5 separate regions of the Homo sapiens genome follow, and regions 1, 2, 4 and 5 are each linked to region 3. The links are chromatin contacts, found by Hi-C in ENCODE. All regions are on one chromosome and are shown on one strand. Each heading gives the region's core, a stretch centred on a gene start or an enhancer-like site at or near the end of the contact. The rest is flanking DNA. Distances are from core to core; before and after follow the strand shown.

Evidence for each region. Hi-C counts contacts between places; a loop is a spot of excess contacts on that map. Pooled maps may share reads with other maps.
Region 1: a loop to region 3 is called in a pooled map, with 10 times the contacts of the local background. The contact joins the promoter of LYRM2 here to the promoter of IBTK in region 3. A Hi-C loop is called at or near these places in 4 of 50 pooled maps.
Region 2: a pooled map shows a loop between it and region 3 (6-fold over the local background). The contact joins the promoter of SLC17A5 here to the promoter of IBTK in region 3. A Hi-C loop is called at or near these places in 3 of 50 pooled maps.
Region 4: a pooled map shows a loop between it and region 3 (20-fold over the local background). The contact joins the promoter of AKIRIN2 here to the promoter of IBTK in region 3. A Hi-C loop is called at or near these places in 8 of 50 pooled maps.
Region 5: a loop to region 3 is called in a pooled map, with 15 times the contacts of the local background. The contact joins the promoter of ORC3 here to the promoter of IBTK in region 3. A Hi-C loop is called at or near these places in 5 of 50 pooled maps.

What each region holds. Positions count from the first base shown.
Region 1 is chr6:89,636,471-89,640,263 of GRCh38, forward strand. LYRM2 (LYR motif containing 2) reads right to left here and starts at 2,277. Exons shown (of 3, transcript NM_020466.5): 1 at 2,202-2,277; 2 at 1,272-1,412; 3 at 1-883. The coding sequence starts at 2,246. The coding sequence ends at 803. It overlaps MDN1-AS1 (MDN1 antisense RNA 1), which reads left to right and starts at 2,062. Exons shown (of 4, transcript NR_111915.1): 1 at 2,062-2,166. RefSeq lists enhancers at 1,025-2,224, 1,577-1,806, 2,027-2,076.
Region 2 is chr6:73,652,076-73,655,677 of GRCh38, forward strand. It overlaps SLC17A5 (solute carrier family 17 member 5), which reads right to left and starts at 1,917. Exons shown (of 11, transcript NM_012434.5): 1 at 1,718-1,917. The coding sequence starts at 1,811. RefSeq lists a silencer at 1,363-2,032 and an enhancer at 3,032-3,121.
Region 3 is chr6:82,245,013-82,248,993 of GRCh38, forward strand. IBTK (inhibitor of Bruton tyrosine kinase) reads right to left here and starts at 2,732. Exons shown (of 29, transcript NM_015525.4): 1 at 2,550-2,732. RefSeq lists a silencer at 2,365-2,534.
Region 4 is chr6:87,700,232-87,704,183 of GRCh38, forward strand. AKIRIN2 (akirin 2) reads right to left here and starts at 2,002. Exons shown (of 5, transcript NM_018064.4): 1 at 1,219-2,002. The coding sequence starts at 1,453. RefSeq lists silencers at 1,174-1,383, 1,564-1,733 and enhancers at 1,894-1,953, 2,264-2,573.
Region 5 is chr6:87,588,754-87,592,586 of GRCh38, forward strand. It overlaps ORC3 (origin recognition complex subunit 3), which reads left to right and starts at 1,382. Exons shown (of 20, transcript NM_012381.4): 1 at 1,382-1,439. The coding sequence starts at 1,416. RARS2 (arginyl-tRNA synthetase 2, mitochondrial) reads right to left here and starts at 1,234. Exons shown (of 20, transcript NM_020320.5): 1 at 1,169-1,234. The coding sequence starts at 1,204. RefSeq lists enhancers at 364-1,325, 1,089-1,318, 2,699-3,199, 3,200-3,700.

The sequences.
Region 1 (3,793 bases), core at 1,027-3,526, 7.4 Mb after region 3:
GCTATGGGCATGGGGTAGAAGTGCTAACTCATACAGCAGCTGTTTCATCTTTTGAGGAACTGACCGTCTGTTTTCTGAAGTGGCTACACCATTTTACATTCCCACCAGCAATGTATGAGGGTTCTGTAATTTCTGTACATCTTCACCAAGACTTATTATTATTTCTCTTTTTAATTACAGCCATTCTAGTGAATGTGAATCTCAGGGTTGTTTTTTTTTTTTTTTTTTAGAGACTGTCTCACTCTGTCACCCAGGCTGAAGTGCAGTGGCACGACCTCAGCTCACTGCAACCTCCACTTCCTGGGTTCAAGTGATTCTCCTGCCTCAGCCTCCCAAGTAGCTGGGACTACAGGCAATGCACCACCACACCAAGCTAATTTTTGTATTTTTAGTAGAGATGAGGTTTCACCATGCTGGCCAGGCTGGTCTTGAACTCCTGACCTCAAGTGATCCACCTACCACAGCCTCCTAAAGTACTGGGATTACAAGCATGAGCCACTACACCCGACCTCATAGTAGTTTTGATTTACACTTCCCTAATGATTGTGTCCAGCATCTACTGGCCATTTGTTAGTGGTTTTTTTCTTCTTTTAAGAACTGCTGAGACATCCATAAACATTTTCAAAATGCAGGGTATGTTTTTCAGTGTTAAGGCAACTGTTCTGATGTGTTTTTCCTTTGCTCTCTATCACCAAATACTGTACATATAAATAGTAAGACTGGGCTTTGTGTTGTCCATTGTTAATCCTAAATGCAACAAAACACATGGAGACTTTGAAAATCCTTCAGAATAATGCTATAGTTAAGATTTTGCTAAAGCAAGTGTTTTTTCTAACTCCTTGAGCTGCATATTGCCTTGAGTAATCATCATCCGGATTGTATCCTGTAGAATAAAGTGAAATCTGGTTATAGTTTTACCTGGTTAAACAAGGTATAGCTATACCATTTTATCTGTTAAAATCAAGAACCAATACTACCTATTGGAACTGCTGCCTTTTAGAAAAGCTAAAAGAGTTCCACATACATACATATAAAATGTACAACATAAAAGTCAAGTGATGATGCTGAAGAGTGTAGATACTCTTTTATCTACATATTTTAAAATACTAAATTTTAAAATAATAATTTAAAATCGGTAACATTACAAGCAATGATCAAGATATACCAGCTCAGTGGCACTATATTCCAAGATGTCTGCTAAACTTAAAAAAAAAAATTCACTGATCAATAAAAAGGGTTAGGATCTGTCCTCACCATGATTTTGTTCTCACCTCTTCGGTGGCACTTTTGTTTCTTCTGAATTCTTCTCTTGCCCAATCTTTCAGGTATTTGCGATCAGAATCATTTGGAACTTGCCGAATTGTTTGCAAAATCCTTCTGTAGAGGAGAAGAACTTGTTGCCTTCTTACGAACTGTAAAAGGGAGGAGTAAATAGCAATTACTACTGCACAATCGCCAGCCTGGAAAGTTCTACTTCAGCAAACCAAGCTGTAACCAGAGTACTTCTCGTTGGTCAATTTTGAAAAAGGCAAAGAAAAACTTTTTTTTTTCTTTTTTTGGCCAGATGCAGTGGCTCAGGCCTGTAATCCCAGCACTTTGGGAGGCCAAGATGGGAGGATCACTTGAGCCCAGGAGGTCTAAGCTGAGGTAAGCCTTCATTGCGCTACTGCACTCAGCCTGGGCGAGAGTGAGGCCCTGTCTCAAAAAGATGTTTTAAAGAAAGCATCACGAGGTTCATCTGATCTTTTTGCTTACTGCTCTGTCAAACCTAAGAACCATTAAAAAATCAGGAGCTGCCTACCGGGCTGAAAAGGGCTGCCGGTCTCCTAGAAGTTGTTATTACAACGACAGCACTTTTTCTAAATTAACAGTTGTTCAAATCTTTGGTAATCTCATTTGCTGTTTGCCACAGCTCAGTGCAATAGACTTTTACCGTGGGCACTGGGCAGCTGAGGCACCGGGACTCAGGGAAATCAAGCGCCTGACGCTGTCTCACGCGATCGCACCAAACCAAGGAAGCAGCCAGTGCCTCCCGTCAGGCCCCGCGGAGCGAAGCACCGCCCCGCAGGCATCGGGCCAATCTCAGAGGGCGCGCACGCCGCATCAGGACCCCGGAACCCGCCCCGTTGGGGATAGGGACAGATGGAGAATCCAGCTCAGACCCAGGTAAGCTGCTTTGGAAGGCAGAGAACCGCCGGTACCTGCTTTAACGTTAGCGTCGCTGGGGGTAAGCGGGAAGCAGCCATGTCCACCAGAGGTCCGCCGGAGCCTCAGCGCGCAGGAGCGGAAGTGGGGTTCGACCAAGGGGTGTGGCGAGCCCGGTTTCCTAGGAGACGGCCCGCGGGTTGCTCTCGGACTGAGAGCGCGAGGCTTCGGGACTGAGCCCTAGCTGCTGCGCTGGCCGAAGTTTTCTCGTCGGTAAAATAGGATAACAGTGCACCATAGGGTCGTTTTGATAAAGAAGAAAGGTAGGGCACTTAACACAGTTCCTGGTAAAGAGAGTTCAAATGAAAGTGAAGGAGGCCGGGCGCGGTGGCTCTCACCTGCAGTCCCAAGCACTCTGGGAGGCCTGTAAGGTGCCTGTAATCCCAGCTCCTCGGGATGCTGAGGCAGGAGAATCGCTTGAACCCGAGAAGTGAAGGTTGCAGTGATCCGAGATCGCACCACTGCACTCCATCCTGGGCGACAGAGCGAGACCCTGTCTCGAAAAAAAAGTTAAGGTTTTTTTGGGGGAAAGAGGTGAAAACGTATTTAAATGTTCTTTCGAGCCTTTAAAAATGTGTATAGTTGAAAATACTAAAATTGAAAGTGTTAATTTCTTTTACAGTTTGTGTTGGTTTTTTCTCTTTCTCGTTTTTGTCCTGTTCTTTTGTAGCGCAAAGGTTTTCCGGGAGCGGTGGCCTTCATGATCATTTGAAACAAAGCTTTGAATGGCTCACCCACTTCAGTCTTAAGCACTTTTCATCACTAATAACGAGGAGCCTAACATCCCTAAGCCTCAGGCTTTTGCTTTTATTTCCTTATAGTTGTTTTATCTTTCCCACAATACACATGCCTTTGGGTTAAATCACTAGAAGTGGAGTTAGCGAATCTTTGCCATATTAATTTTCCAAGTGGTGTTGTATCGAATTAAAATAGAACGAAAAATGTTCAATTACTAGTTTACTGGGGACTTGCTTGCCTCGCCTGTTAGCATCCTGGGGCTCCCTATTCCTAGCTGTGTTCTGGCTATTTCCCCTCTCCTGGCCTATTACCTCCCCTGTAAAGTGAAATATAGCATCTACCTCAGTTGTGTATCTCTAATGTACTGAGAACAGGTCCTGGCACATGTAAGAACTCTAATCATTAGCTCTTTTGAACTTTACCAGGCATTGTATGAATGATGCTAACTGCATGATCATATTATCAATAATATATGCCAAATTTTGTCTAATACATTAGCTGTAATAGTTAATTGCTAACTTTTTAAAAGGAGTGAAGTTAAATACCCCTCGCCATTTTTAGTTATACTGTTTTTGTGAATTGTTCATGACTTGGGTCCGTTTATGATGAGGACATTTATATGGGCTCTATATTTTTTGTCATTTCTTTATACATACAGAAACTTTATACAATCATGTATTTTTGTGCCTTTTGAGGCTTTTCATTTCCCATTCAGGCCTTTGTAATTCGTTTTTTAAAAACTTTAATTTTTAAAATATTTACTCCATCTAGAATTTACTTTGGTTTACAGCATCACGTGGATCTAAGTTCTTTTCTAGATGTTAAGCTGTATCAATACCATTGATTACAT
Region 2 (3,602 bases), core at 667-3,166, 8.6 Mb before region 3:
TATCATATTCTAAATAGCAAAAACAGTATGTTACTATTATTTCCACTTCACTTGCTCTCCAGTGGGTATGTAAAGAGGGAAAATAAAAAAGGAAATGGTTGTAACAAACGTAGCCACCTAAAGCCAGGAAGGACAGGGCCAGTACCATAAGATCCATACACTCAACACATGAATCAAGTAGGGATTGTTTTTAAAAGGGATGCTATAAGCTACTTTTTTAAAAATCAACTTTATTGAAGTATAATTTACGTGATAAATGTATACATTTGTCCATCTCAATCTTTATTGAGATGTATAACTTTTCTATCCACATCTCTGCTAACATTTGGTATTATCAGCCTTTTGGATTTTAGCTATTCTAGTGGGTGTATAGTGCCTCGTTGTAATTTTAATCTGCATTTTCCTGAGAATAATGTTTAACATTTGTGCTAAATTTTGATTATACATATACATATTTTTCAATTGTAACAATGTAATAATCTCTGGCAAATATCTTTATTATAACTTTTATTTCTGTATTTCTATATTATTTTATGAGGAATATTATACAATTTGAACACTACAAGCCACAGAAAATGATCAGTTTATGGAACTAAGTCCGACTTCCAGGTAAAACGTAACTATGGTATGGTATTTACAGTTTGTGTTGACTAAAATAAGCTCCCGGCTGCCAGATGGAGCTATAAGGTTGCCACCTCTACTGCCACCATCTGGTAACATTAAAAACAAATAAAAATATAGAAACTATACAATTCTGGGTTAGCCAAAGTCAAATTTCCAACACAACTCTTTCTCACGCACAGATCTTTGAAACTATAGAATGCATTCAAACTGATTTGTTCTTTAGTTTTCGTTACTTTTAAATAAACTATATTACAAAAGTGTCAAATAGCAAAATATTTTAATTTTCTCAAATTCAGGGAAGATGCTTTATGACGTACCTGCTTTTCGATTTGTTCCAAGACCTTTGGCAAATTACTTTAGAACTCCATAGGTATCTTGAGGATAACTGAACCTTTTCCTAACTTAAATCATAGACTGCCAGACGGAAAAAAAATGTCCTCGATGTTTTTAGTCTCTTACTGCACAATGTCAAGATATCAGCTGGGTTATACAATAGTTGCCCTCTGCATACTCACAAATGTTAACTCCAGTCCTTTTTTGTCTTCCCTCCCCGCCTAAGAAGCTACCAGGTCACATGCTGGCGGATACGCAGTGGCGGAAACCTAGCGGTGACAGGGAAGGACAGCCCTCTGCCTACTGATCTGCAGGTTTCTCCTCCAGTTTGCTCTTACACCGGGGTCCTCCGCTCGGACCTTAGCCCATTCATTTGATGATTCTCTCCCAGTTCGTTCTTCCACTGGGTCCCTTGCTCAGCACTACCCAAAATAACCACCAGCTCAGCGCCGGCTGCACCGCCGCTCCCCCGCCCCCGCCCCCGCCCCCGCCCCCGCCCGGTGGGGCTGCACCTGCCGAGGCCCCGGCTCGGCTCCGCGATCACGGTCGCGGCCCCCGGGGTTCCCGAGGGGCTTCTGCGCACCGAGGCAGGCGGGACTGAGCGGCACTCTGAACGGGCTCCCCTCTTAATGTCCCCTCGCGCCTGAGCAGCTCCGGTCCCGCCGGCGCAGGGTGCGGGTACCCGGGCCATGCCGGCCCAGAGACCGCCGCCCCCGGTACCGCTGCCCACTCGAAGCCCCTGGACGACCCCGCCGCTTACCGGCTTCGGCCCGTGGGGCGCCCGGTAGAAGAGGCGTGCGGTCCGTGCTCTCCTCGCCATCGTTCCGGGCCAGGTCTCGAACCGGAGACCTCATGACGCCTACGTGAGCAGGTGTACTCGCCACCTGGCAGAGAAGGGAGCGCCGGCCCGACAGCCCGAAGCCCCCGGGCCGAGCTGGCTGGACCGGGCGGGGCGGGGGCGATGACACCGCCCCGCGGCCACGTCTAGTCCCCGCGGTCCCGCCCAGAGGCGGCCGCGCCGACTCCGCCCCCGCCGCCATCTTAGGTGTGGGCAACTCTGGCTTGGGTTGGACTAGGGAAGCGGAGTTCTGGGAGTTCTCGTAGGATTGGCGCAAAGTGAGCCCGCTCCGCCCGCCGGTCTACGCATGCCGGGGAGCCGGTGTTCGGACGACCGTCTCCCGCTCCTGCACCCCCTTGTAAAGTGCAGGGGCCACCCTGCCCGCAGCGAGGATGAGTGGGGGCTTGCGGGCGGGCAGTGGGGACTTGAATTGCACATAATTAAGGGGAGGGCTTCGACCGAACTAGGGAAGTGGGTGGTGTGCATTTCACAACTTGACATTCGCTTGTTAGCGGTCAGTTGCCATACTGTTAGCAACCTTTGTACGATCTACCTCGTGACTGTGGCGGCATATTTACCTCGTGACTGTGGCGGCATATTGTCCCTAAAATAGCTTTTTTTTTTTTTTTTTTTTCTCCCAGGCAGGGTCTTGCTCTGTTGCCCAAGCTGGAATGCAGTGGCGCAATCGCAGCTCACTGCAACCTCCAACTCCTGGACTCAAGCGATTCTCTTCAGCTCCCCCAAGTAGCTGGGACTACAGGAGCATGCCACCACATCTGGCTAATTTTGTTTCTACTTTTTATTTTTGTAGAGGCTTGGTCTTATTATATTGCCCAAGCTGGTTTCGAACTCCTGGGCTCAAGCAATCCTCCTCGGCCTCCCAAAGTGCTGGGATTACAGGCGTGAGCCACTGCTCCTGGTCCTAAAATAGCTTTTAGGCGGAAAAACAGCAATGGAAATTTGTTGAGTCCTATGATGTTGCTGGTTTTATAGGTAAAAGTAATCAACATAGGTAGTTTCATATGGTTCGACCTATGGAATCCTCTGATGTATGTGTGCATGCTTTATCTCCACGATAGAATTTGGATAGATTGTGCTAGCATTTGCGGACTCTGAAAGTGAAACTAGGAAAACCCAGCTTGCCTTGGCAGGGCAGATCTGGATCCGCCAATAAAGGCTGTCTCTGTGGAGGTAGAAAATAAGATGTAGATGCTCTCGGAGAGTTTGGTGTAGACAGGGAAGACCCACAAGCCACTAATTCAGTAAACCAGGTTAGAAGCTTAGTGAGGTTCACGTGAGAACAAAGGGGAGGGTCCTTTACCTAGAAGGGAGGGCGAGGATTTCTGTAGGCATCCCTACCTCCAGATCAGTAAATGCTAGAAAAGTTCTCAAGTTAAAGCAGCAAATCAAGCCTTGTTTCTGAGTTACTGAATTACCATGTAGATTTTTACACTCTCTAAGGGTTGTAGAAAAATGCAATTTTCAAACTGGATTATGCAGAGTCACCTGGCAAATCCTTTTAAAATGTAGATTCAGATTCAGCAGATCTGGTGTGATGGTTAATTTTATGTGTTAACTTGCTGGTTGTCTTTGGATGAGGTTAACACTAAAATCATTGAACTCTGGGTAAAGATGGCTGCCTTCCATAATCTGGGTGGGCTTCCTTCAATCAGTTGAAGGCCTATCTAGAATAAAAAATCCGACTCCCCCACTTCTCTTGCCCAAGCAAGGGAGACTTCTCCAGCAGAGTGTCCTCAGACTTCATCTGCACCACAGGTCCTCCTGGGTCTCCAGGCATGTGCACCAT
Region 3 (3,981 bases), core at 1,482-3,981:
AGGTGGATGCATAGCTAGTTTAACATATGTACTAACTGAACAAAACTTATGATCTATTACACAGTTCCTATTATCAAAGGGTCACAGTTTGGTAGAAGAGAGTAATTTTATTTAGGCAAGTAACTAAAACATATCATAATTATAAACCTATGGTCAAGATAAAACAAGTGACACATAGGAACGGGGAGTGCAGAAGAGGGGTCCAGGTAAGACTTTCTACAGGAGATAAACTATGTATAAACTAAGACTTAAAAGATGAGTACTGGCCAGGCACAGTGGCTCATGCCTGTAGTCCCAACACTTTGTTAGGCTGAGGCAGGCAAATCACTTGAGCCCAGGACTTTGAAATCAGCCTGGGCAACATGGTGAAAGCCATCGCTACAAAAAAAAATACAAAAATTAGGCGTAGTGGCACATCCCTGTAGTCCCAACTACTCTGGAGGCTGAGGTGGGAGGATCACTTAAAACTGGTCAGTCAAGGCTGCAGAGAGCCAAGATCATGCAACTGCACTCCAGCCTGAGCGACTGAGCGAGACTCCTTCTAAAAAAAAAAAGAGTACCATATGTGTTGGCCTGATAAATTCTGGGTGAGAGCACATTTGAAGCAGAAGGGATAGTAAATATAAAAGAACTAGAATCATCTTGGTCCATTCCAAAATTTCTAAATAATTCAGAAGACAGAAAGAAGTGAGGCCTAACATACACACAAGGATAGACAGGATTTTGAACAGCCTTATGTGCCTTTTCTTAGAGATTTAAAAAAAAAAGGGCAGGCAATCCAAAGACATACTTAGGATCTTGAATTGACAAGATGTGGTGGTAATTCCCAGGTTTCTGGCTTGGAGAACAGATAGGGAAACTAGAAAGAAGAGTAAGGGGTCAATACTTTGGAAGTGAGTAAAGCAAAACAAAATTAAACAACGGAAAAAACACACAAAAATTATAGGTGAAATTTTGTTTTATACATTATACACAGTGCTCTACATAAATATAATCCTTATTATTGCCCCTGTAAATATGATCACTTTCATTTTCTGATGAGGAGATTCATGTGAAAGTTTAAAAAGCCTACCTAAAATAATACCGACAGAAAAGTGCTCTTGATCCCACCTATTCTATGCTACCAAACTGCTCTCCCAAAAGGCAGTTAGAAAAATTTCAATGCAAGTAGTATAGTGTAGTAGAAAAAAGTACCATGGAATTCAATTCAAAATAATTGAATTCAAAAGCAGTTTGGTAGGGCAGCTGGAGACTCAAGCGATTCTGCCTCAGCCTCCCGAGTAGCTGGGATTACAGGCACACATCACCATGCCTGGCTGATTTTTTTGTATTTTTGGTAGAGACGGGGTTTCACCAAGTTGGCCTCGAACTCCTGACCTCAAGTGATCCGCCCACCTTGGCCTCCCAGACTGCTGGGATTACAGGCATCTTTTTTTTTTTTTTTTTTTTTGAGATGGTGCCACACTCAGTCGCCCAGGATGGAGTGCAGCGGCGCGATCTCGGCTCACTGCAACCTCCACCTCCCGGGTTCAAGCAATTCTCAGCCTCCCCAGTAGCTGGGATTACAGGCGTGAGCCACCGCGCCCGGCCTAAAAAATTTCTTGAAGTAAACTCTGGTTTGACTAAAGCTTCTGCAAATATTTGCAAATGTAATTATTTTTAGAAACCAGTTTTGTCCTCATCTACCTTGCCTCAATTTCTAAAACAAATAAAAGTTAAGGAATTCAAAATACAAAAAGAGAAATGATCAAGAGGGGGCTGGCAAGCCTGTGAATTTACACCACTTTATGGGCACTGAAACACTACTACTCATAAAAGTCATATCCTTTCAGTATTTCTGATAAATTTCAAATGGCCTACTTCGAGGCATAAGTTAAAAGGTGCTACATGAATCTCTGGCTAACACAGTCAAGTTTTATGAACTACGTTGGAAAACAGGAGTCAAGGACGGCCTATGTTACCTAATTCGCAGCTGAACTAAAACTCTTTGAGCCAGACAGCTCTGCCTGTTACAAAAACAAAGGGCCTGTCTTCTCTGTCTCTCTCAACCCTCCACCCTCCAAAAAGAATCAGTTCCTTTTTACATAGCAATCAATGTCCACTTATCAGATTTCACGACCTGCTTCCCCAGAGTCAGTATCCCCAGGGTGGACTCAAACTTGTGACTCCAGGAAGGGGATAAGGAACATGAGCGCCCACAGGAATGGCTTCAAATCCAAGACTCGAAGGAAAGTGACACTACATAACTATCACAACTAGGAATGCAATGTCGCTGGAGGGCGTGTCCAGCAGGACGGGAGCGTAGCGCATCGCCGGGACAGGCCATTCATTAGCTGAGGGGGGCGGTAGGGACCCTGGCCACTCGGCCCTCTCCGCGCCGCCTCGCGCGAAGCCCGGCAGCCTCGGGGCCACAGAGTCCCCTCCCCACGGTCCCCCCGCGCCGCCGTCCGCAGCCACCCGCACCCTCCAGAAGGCGAATACTCTCCCCCTGCCCCCGGGCTGAAGGGAAGCCGCACCGCACGGTCGGGCAGCGCCAAGCCCTCCCTCACCAGTCGCTAGATGAAACTGCGCCGGTGGATTCCGCAGGGTCCACATAGAGCCACAAAGGGACTCATCCTCAGTGAAGGCAATAAGAGAAACCGAACGGCGCCAGAGGGGCCAGTCCCCAGACCCGGGTCAGTTCGGCAGGCGGCTGCAATACAGCCGCTACTACAGGAATCGGGAACGGGGATGTAGAGGAAGGGCCCGAGCGGGCGGTTCCCAGTAATAAGGCGGGCGCTGGTTGGCTGGGGCTCCTGTATGTCTCTTGATGATTGGCTGGTGCCTGCCCAGAAGGTTTCGCGTGGCAGCACCTCTGCCATGGCCTTTTCCCTGGCGCCCCAAAGGAACTTGACCTCGCCGGCCTTGGGGCCGCTGACTCAGGCCAGGGGCGGGGAAAAGAAAAAGGCCGCAGCGGGGAACTCTAGGCCAACAACGGTGATGGGAGTGTCCCTTTCAGGCCAGCCATCTCGTAGTTAGAAACGTCTCTCTAGGTAGCTGGAGACTCGCGGGGGAGGCTAAACCCGAGTGGAGAAGGAGACCTGGCAGGATGCCTTGGACACCCGGTCGCTACGCAGCAGAAGCCAAGTGCATAGGCGTCCTGCACAGAAGAGTTTCCTCCCATGGCCTTAGCAGTGGGGTTACTGCAAAGCCAAAGGTGTAGTCTCCGTAAACCCAGCCTCACCCCTCTCTGGATCTCCATACACCCGGATTATCTGGCAGTCACTCCCTTGGTCAGAAGGCGTCACTGCCCTCTTAGATCACCACCGTAGGACTAGCTGCCGACCCGGGTCACGCCACTCACTGCCTGACACCAGGCTTACACTAGGCTTTTTCCACTTGAACTCTGAATCTAAAGGCCATTTAGAAAGTGGTCAAGTGAAAAATGCTAGGAGGGACAGTAGCCAATAATCAATACTAGGTTACTGAATGGGAAACACACTGCTGCTGAATGCCTAATACGGTAAGCACTCAGTAAATGATTGTTCAAGGAGGTGTAGTGTGACTCAAAACAAACGACACTAAGAATCATGAGTTGGCTGTACAGCTCTGCCACGTTGAGTTTTACAAGCCACTGAGTCGACCTCATCTAATCTCTAAAAGAAAGGAGTTGCGCATGTCTTAATGCCCACTGAGCTCTGCTTGCTCTCTTTTGAAGCCTTTTTTGTGGGAGGGTAGGTTACTAGCCCAAAGCCACACAGCTGCTTAGCGAAAGAGAAAGGGAGACTAGGACCCAGCCCTCCTACTGCCCTTCCCAGCACATAATTGTTTCTTTGCTCTTTATTCTTAATGTCCTTCTACAAAACAAAAACCAGTTTGTAATGTCAAAATTGAGTGGTTTTGAAAATAAGCTTAAGTTGGCCGGGCGCGGTGGCTCACGCCTGTAATCCCAGCAATGTGGGAGGCCGAGGCGGGCGGATCACGAGGTCAGGAGATCGAGAC
Region 4 (3,952 bases), core at 752-3,251, 5.5 Mb after region 3:
CACTCCATGGATTTAGAAAATATTTTTAAATGTGACAAAAAAAAAAAAACACTAAAGTCAGTTTCAAATGGAAGTCACCAAATACAGAGGTATATACTTCGGTTTTTTAAGCTACTGATAACGAGACATTTAAATCAAGCTATGGAAAGGCTTTGTCTAAAGGGTGATATTATTACTAAAGGCTCACACAGAAATCTTTGCATGCTACACACAAAGGAAACATTTACACTTCTAGTCCACAAAAGCCTATCCTAGGATTGTGCCAGGGGCACACAAGGATTTCAAAGTACAGAAAAAACTGGGCATACACATGCCCTACAAAGCAGCCAAAAGACATTCCCCAGTCTCTCTCAGGAAATGTTTCAAGATGAAAAGCAAAAGTCTGAAGTCCCTTGGAATCTTGGGTTGATTTCTTCATTATTCTCAAGGCTAGGTTGTTTTCCCCCAGCATACTTTGTTGGGCAAAAATAAAACATTTCCAAATAAAAGCAACTCCTCAGCCCCAATTTTCAATGCAATATGCTTATTAAAAGTTCAACATTTCTCAAGGTCTAGACTTATAGTGTGATCATATTACAGTACTCGGGAAGAGCATTTTCTTTGTTGTTGACCCTGCTAGGGAAACAGGTCTTGACTCAGCCAAAGTGGCGTTCTTGTGGGTGATTAATGACAGGCCTAGATCTCGCCCTAGTGACATCCATCCCCCACCCCCCACCCCCACTATACTAAAATCAGCCGTGTCTGAACTGAAGGAGGGGCTGTAGCCTCGCCTCAAACCACCCAGTCCCAGAGTTAATAGCTGCAACCAATCGATTACGGCAAGCACACATCCAGATTGGGGTGAAATGTGACCCTTTCGCCTAAATTTACGAATAATATCGTCCTCTCTGATCATTTCCGCTGGGGCTCCAGCGACTACGGAAACAATTCCAATCATTCGGCCCAAAGAAAAAGATGTCCCTGTTCTACCCAATACGGGCAAGGCAAAGCCCCTACCCACCTCCAAACACTATCCCCTTGACATCAGCCCATTTCTATTGTGTCTTATTAGGTCCTCGGGCTACGAGGACCTAGTGAAAAACGTGGCTGCCCTACTACTTTGCTAAGAACAAGAACCACACAGTCCGGCACCCCCACCCCAGGGGCCGCATCCCACACCCCAGGACCCCTGTTCCCAGTTCTCTCCACTACCCCGGCGGCCGCGGGGCCGGGTCCCACCTGTGGTGAGGCGGGAGGAGACGTCGCCGAAGGGGGATGGCTCCATTCGGAGATACTTCTGCGGCGAGGCGGCCGCAGCGGAGAAGGAGGCGGCGGTGGCCGCGGCCGCCGACAACGGGGAGGCAGCGGCCGAGGTGGGCGCCGACAATGGCGCACATCGCCTGCGCTTCGGGGACGCCGGGCTCAACAGCGGGTCGAAATCCAGAGTCCTTTTCAGAGTGGCTCCGCACGCCATGGCCGGGGGCAGCTGAGGCGCCGGGCTCGGGTGGGGTCGGGGACGGGTGACGAAAGAAGAGGGTGAGGGAAGGGGTGAAGAGCGGGAACTCGAGGAGAGCCTACCCGACGGGCTCAGGAGCCAAGCGGGTCGCGGAGCGCCGGCTGTGGAAAGGAGAGCCGCTGCCGCCGCTGCCTCCGCGGCAGGGGCAGTGGCCAGGGACGGCCCGGGTGAGAGCGGGAGGGGCGGTGGCGGGCAGAAGCACACGCCAGTCGCGTCAGGGGGGTTCTTCCGCCTCCTCAGGCGCGGCTCCCCCGAGAGAGGCTCCGGCCGCCCCCGCCGTCCGCTCGAGCTTTGCGCCGCGCCTGAGGCGCTTCTGTGCTGAGACTAGATCCTTTCTGAAGTCGAAAACAGCACCGTGGGGTGTGAGGCTGGAACGCGGCTCCTAATACGCCCGAGTACGGTCAGTAGCTTGCGAGCGGCGATCGATGCAGAGAGATTGCGAGGTAGCTGCCGCAGCAGGAACCCAAGCGAACACGTCCAACCGCTTCCCCTCCCTCGTAGAACTCTCCCACCCGCCGCCGGCCCCAATATGGCGTCAATAACAACGCCGCCGATTCAAATCCGGCGGCCTCAGAGCGCTTGCGCACGGGGGCGGGCCAAACCGGGGATGCATTTTGGGAGTTGTAGTTTTTAGGTACCGGGAGGAATCGGCTTGAAAGGCGGGAAGGGAGGAGTCACAGAAACTACGACTTCCGTCATGCAAGGCGCGCGATTCCGAGTTCCGGGTTGGAATTTAAATCCCCCTACACAGCTTGAGTGTAAGAGGAACTAAGCAAAAGAGAAAAAAAGAGAAGGTTCTGAGACAGTGGGAGATGGGAAAGCGAACCCGTGGCAAAAGCAGGCTAAGCGACATAGAAATCTTTTAAGATTCTCCGTATAGTTGCTCCCACAGTGATTTCAGATCTGGGAAATATAATAAACCAATCTCTAGTCAAAGTTAGCTTAATTTCGGTAGCGACAGTACCCAAAACAAGACCTTTCACATGGAGAGGATAGGAGATAATGAGATTATGAAACCTATTTAGGACTGGCAGACAGAACAACAGTAATAGTATCAGGTTACAGGATCCTTGATTCAACTCGATGCTCTACCCTTCGGAGGTAGCTGCTTCATCCACTAATGAAATTCTGTAAAGCCAGCTTTGCTTCTGTAAATGAATAGGACTTGAACGACTTACAGAATCAAATTGTTTTGCGTTGGGTAAAAAGCAAGTGGTATCAGACATTGCATTACTTCTGTTGAATATTGGTGCATATATTGTGAACTTTGTTACAAAACTAATCAAAAGACAGTGAAATGTTTAGGTAATAGATATTGGATGGATCCATTTTGTAAGCGGAAGGGGAAAAAAGTGTTTCTAGAAGTTGTACTTTTAGTCACATACCTAAAATAAGAATCAAATACAGCGCTAATTTAGAAAGTGATCTGTGTAGCCGGGCATGGTGACTCACGCCTGTTATCCCAGCACTTTGGGAGGCCGAGGCAGGCGGATCTTCCTGAGGTCAGGAGTTCGAGACCAGCCTGGTCAAAATGGTGAAACCCCGTCTCTACTAAAAATACAAAATTAGCCGAGCGTGGTGGCGCGCGCCTGTAGTCGCAGCTACTCGGGAGGCTAAGACAGGAGAATCATTTGAACCCGGGAGGCGAAGGTTGCAGTGAGCCGAGATGTTGCCACTGCACTCCAGCCTGGGTGATAGAGCGAGTCTCTGTCTGAAAAAAATGAAAAGAAAAGAAAATGATGCCGGGCGCGGTGGCTAACGCCTGTAATCCCAGCACTGGGAGGCCGAGGCAGGCGGATCACGAGGTCAGGAGTTCGAGACCAGCCTGTTCAACATGGTGATACCCTGTCTCTACTAAAAATAAAAAAAATTAGCCGGGCGTGGTGGCGCACACCTATAGTCCCAGCTACTCAGGAGGCTGAGGCAGAAGAATCGCTTGAACCCGGGAGGCGGAGGTTGCAGTGAGCCAAGATCAAGCTACTGCACTCCAGCCTGGGTGACAGAGCTAGACTTCGTCTCAAAAAAAAAAAAAAAAAAAAAAAGTGATATATGTAGAAACTATCACCAGTGCAATATGAAACAATTTTGTGAATGCCAACTGTCAAATGATTATAAATACTGATTTCCAGTGCTCATGTATTCTTCTTTATTCAGTAACAGATGTTTTATAGCCATTTTGTCTATTATTTTTAAACCATATTTAGAAGTAGTTCAATATATTCTTTTTTATAGACAATTTTATAGAATTGTCCAGTGCTTCAGAGATCAGCAGTCCTGATCACACTGTGTCAACAAGTAAGCCCTTCTAGTTTTAATTTAGGATATTTGGAAATATCCTACATTTCCTACATTTGGAAAATCTTTTGAAAAAGATAAGCATTTAATGAAACAGCAGCTTAACTAAGACACCTACTAGGTAAATTTCTAGTAAATTCTAAACACTTGGTAATATTTTCT
Region 5 (3,833 bases), core at 132-2,631, 5.3 Mb after region 3:
ACCGCTGTATCAGATCAGAGTCCAACCCTAATCAAGCCATCTTCCTCCAACACCCTCCTACCCTCTCCCTCTGAAAGACCAGCCTTAAGCCATACCCATCAGTAAAATCTGACCTTGCTTTCCCAGTTTAATACACTACCAAAGCTCTCAGTGGTGTTCTTCCTTATCCCAGTGAGCAATAAATTCAGCTGTCTTAACAAAATGTCATGTTGGTGATATTTGGCGAATTATCACCGGACAGGGCAGTACATCTATAAACATAAAGACAAGGCAGAGGGATTTCCCCACAAATGTCTAGAAATACTGTAAAAATGAGCCAAGATAAATTATACACCAGGCTAATTACGTCCACTAGTACATCCATTAATCAGAAGGAAATGGGTTAGCCAAGACCACAATAGAAAGTTTCCTTGCAAGGGTGGCCAATGAGTCTTAAAAATTCTTTTTGATTAATTCCACATTTATACTGCAATTTTGCCCAGCGCGGTGGCTCAGGCCTGTAATCCCGGCTCTTAGGGAAGCAGAGGAGGGAGGACAGCTTGAGCCCAGGAGTTTGAGGCCTGCCTGGGCAATACGGCGAGACCCCGTTCTCCACAAAAAGGAAAAACAAAACAAAGCAATTATATTGCAATTTTGTAAGCCCTTCCTCACAACAGAGCTGTTCAAATACGACCCTGAACCAAGAAAAACTGAGTCTCAGATAGCTCTTATATCTTTGGGCGTTACCAAAAACAATTCTAGGGTAGGCTGCCTAAGTGACTGCAAGAGAAATAAGCAGCTTTAAAATGAGGTCCTTCTGAAGAACAATCCAGATCCATCATCAATGTCACTAAAGTGTAAAGAACACTAACTTCTATGGGGTCTAATCATGGTCTAATGACTTGCCGCCACCCAGGTAAAGCATTCATAGCTGTGGGGTGGGAAGGAGAGAAGAAAGCACCAGGTACCTTTCAAAGTTTACTTTTCACCGAGACAAACTGATCCCAGCCGACGCTCCACAGGACTTCTGAAGCTCCACCAGCTCCAGAGAAGGGGGAGGAGGTGGTAGAAACTAACAGGATTCCGTGGGACCCACCCTCCAGCTGACTGAGGACTGGCCCGCAGCGGTGAAAGGCCTTTGGGGTCCCTAGCTCCTCAGGGACTCCTCTGCGCGCTCCGGGATCCATACCTGGCAAGCAATAGCGCGGCGAAAGCCGCACGCCATGTCCACCTCTACGGAAGTGCGCCGCAGTCCGCCAGTTCCGGCCTCGCCCCACCTCCTTATACGACCCGCCTCCCCGCGCCGGAAACCCGCCCCGGAGGGTGATGCCAGCCAATCAAGGAGCCGTGTGGCTCGCCACTAACCTCTGCCCTGCAGCCGCGAGGGCGCGCGGGAAATCCCGAGTGCATCTGGAATACGCAGAGTCAGTAAGACCATGGCTACGTCCTCGATGTCTAAGGTATGTGGTGGCCGATGCGCACTGTGGCTCTACCGCTGCCTCATTCCCCTTTGAAGAAGGGATGAAGCCGAGGTTACGTAGGCATCCCTTCCCTGGCTGGAGAGGAGGGAGGGAGCGGCGTACTGAGCTGAGGCGTCCTTGCTCCAGATCAGTTGAGGCCAACTTTGCTTGGGGAGCGAGGACGCGGATCTGCCTTGTGGTATGGCTAGGAGGATTTTTAAGTTCTGGTTGGTGGAGGTCGGATGTCCTGATGATGTGGCCCAGTCTCTCATTTTTCCATCTCACAAATACTGTGCGCCAAGCACTCCGTTAGGTACCAAGATGCAGTGGTAAACAAAACAGATTCAGTTTCTGCAGTCAAGAAAGTCGGTAAACATAGATAAACTGACGATCACAAATTTTAAGTGTTAGCAAGGAAAAGAGTTCTAGGCAGACAACAGAAGAGTGGGAAGAACCTAATATAGGTTGTCGGGGGTTAGCGGAGGCTTTTTGGAGAAAGTGACCCTTTCGCTGAGACCTGAAAAATGAGTAGAAGTTAGGTTAAGGATTAGGGCGAGGAGGGCAGAGAGAACAGCATGTTTCTTCGGCCCAGAAGATAGAAATAAAATGGCATATTAGAGGAATTTAAAAATCATAATCAGAAAGTAGACAAAGAGTGGGAGCGTCATGAAAAATGAGAATGAAAAAGTAATGTGGATGCGGGTGTGTGTGGTGGGATATCTTATAGACCTCCTCATGTTGGCTACCTAGATGGCAAGAAATTGCAAGACATAGTGTAGTTGGTAAGAAGATAAGCCCTAGAGCTGTATTGTCCAATGTGTTAGTCACTCACCACATGTGGCTATTTAAATTTGAGTTAAAATAAAGTAAGATTAAATAAAAATTCAGTTTCTCCGTTGCACTAACCACATTTCAAGTGCTCAATCATCACATGTGGCTGCAGCTACCATTTTAGATAGTGCAGATATAGGACATTTCTATCATTACAGAAAGTTCTGTTGGACAGCGCTGTTCTGGACCACAAAAAGTAAGACCTTGAGTTCTATTGTAAGTGCAGCGGGAAGCCCCTGAAGTTAAGCTGTCTGAGAAAGCTGAAAAATGCACATGAAGAAGCTACATTCTCCCTATGTTAAAACAATGGATTGATGAAGAAGGCTATGTCATGGATCTGATTTTTTATTTTGATTAAAACGGTTTATGAGAAGCAGTGCTTTTAAAGACTACATCTCAAGGAAAAAGGACAAGCCCTGGGGTTTAAGGTTATGCTAGTAGAGATTCAAAGGTAGTATTTTTATTAGAAATGGTACTGGTTTTATTTTGTCCTGGTTATAATGTTCTGTAGGTTTTGAATGGTCTATCCCTTAATCCTGTTGATTGCATAAGCACCTCTTATTTTTATGTATCTTGCAGAAAGTAAGATTTTTCAGGAAAGCATTTTTGGTATTATAACAAATGTCTGTATTGGGATGAGACCTTACATGAATAAGAAGCTTTAAGAACTATTTCATGAATTTATGGAACTGCAAGCTTTTTTTCTTTTTCTTTTCTTTTTTTTCTTGAGACAGAGTCTTGCTCTGTTACCAGGCTGGAGTGCAGTGGCGCGATCTCGGCTCACTGCAACCTCCACCTCCCCGATTCAAGCTATTCTCCCACCTCAGCCTCCCGGGCAGTTGGGATTACAGACATGCCCCACTACACCCAGCTAATTTTGTATTTTTAGAAGAGACAGGGTTTCACCATGTTGGCCAGGCGGGTCTCGAACTCCTGACCTCGAGTGATCCGCCAGCCTCGGCCTCCCAAAGTGCTAGGATTACAGGCGTGAGCCACCACGCCCGGTCCTTAAACATATCAAAACATTTTAGTGTCTCTTTCATCGTGAAATTTTCTGGCTGTTGGCCTTCCTCTATCTCAAACACCATCACTTGACCAGCAGTTCCAAATGGTTAACCATGTTACTACCACTGCCCTATATTAAGATCCTTTCTGATCACTCCTCATGTCTTGCTCCTTTGAAGCTCCTTTTTCCTTTACTGAATTGCAGGTGGATTTGGAAAGGAGGTAATGACAGGTTTGTCATGGTATCACATGATTTTTCTAAATATGTATGTGATTTCGCACACTTCTGCTAGTTGCAGATATAAGAATATAAGGCACAGGGCTGTGTGCAGTGGCTCATGCCTGTAATCCCAACACTTTGGGAGGCCGAGGTGGGTGGATCATCTGAGGTCAGGAGTTCGAGACCAACCTGACCAACATGGTGAAACCACATCTGTACTAAAATACAAAATTAGCCTGGCATGTTGGTGGGCGCCTGTAATCCCAGCCTCTCAGGAGGCTGAGGCAGGAGAATCGCCTGAACCCGGGAGGTAGAGGTTACAGTGAGCCAAGATTGTG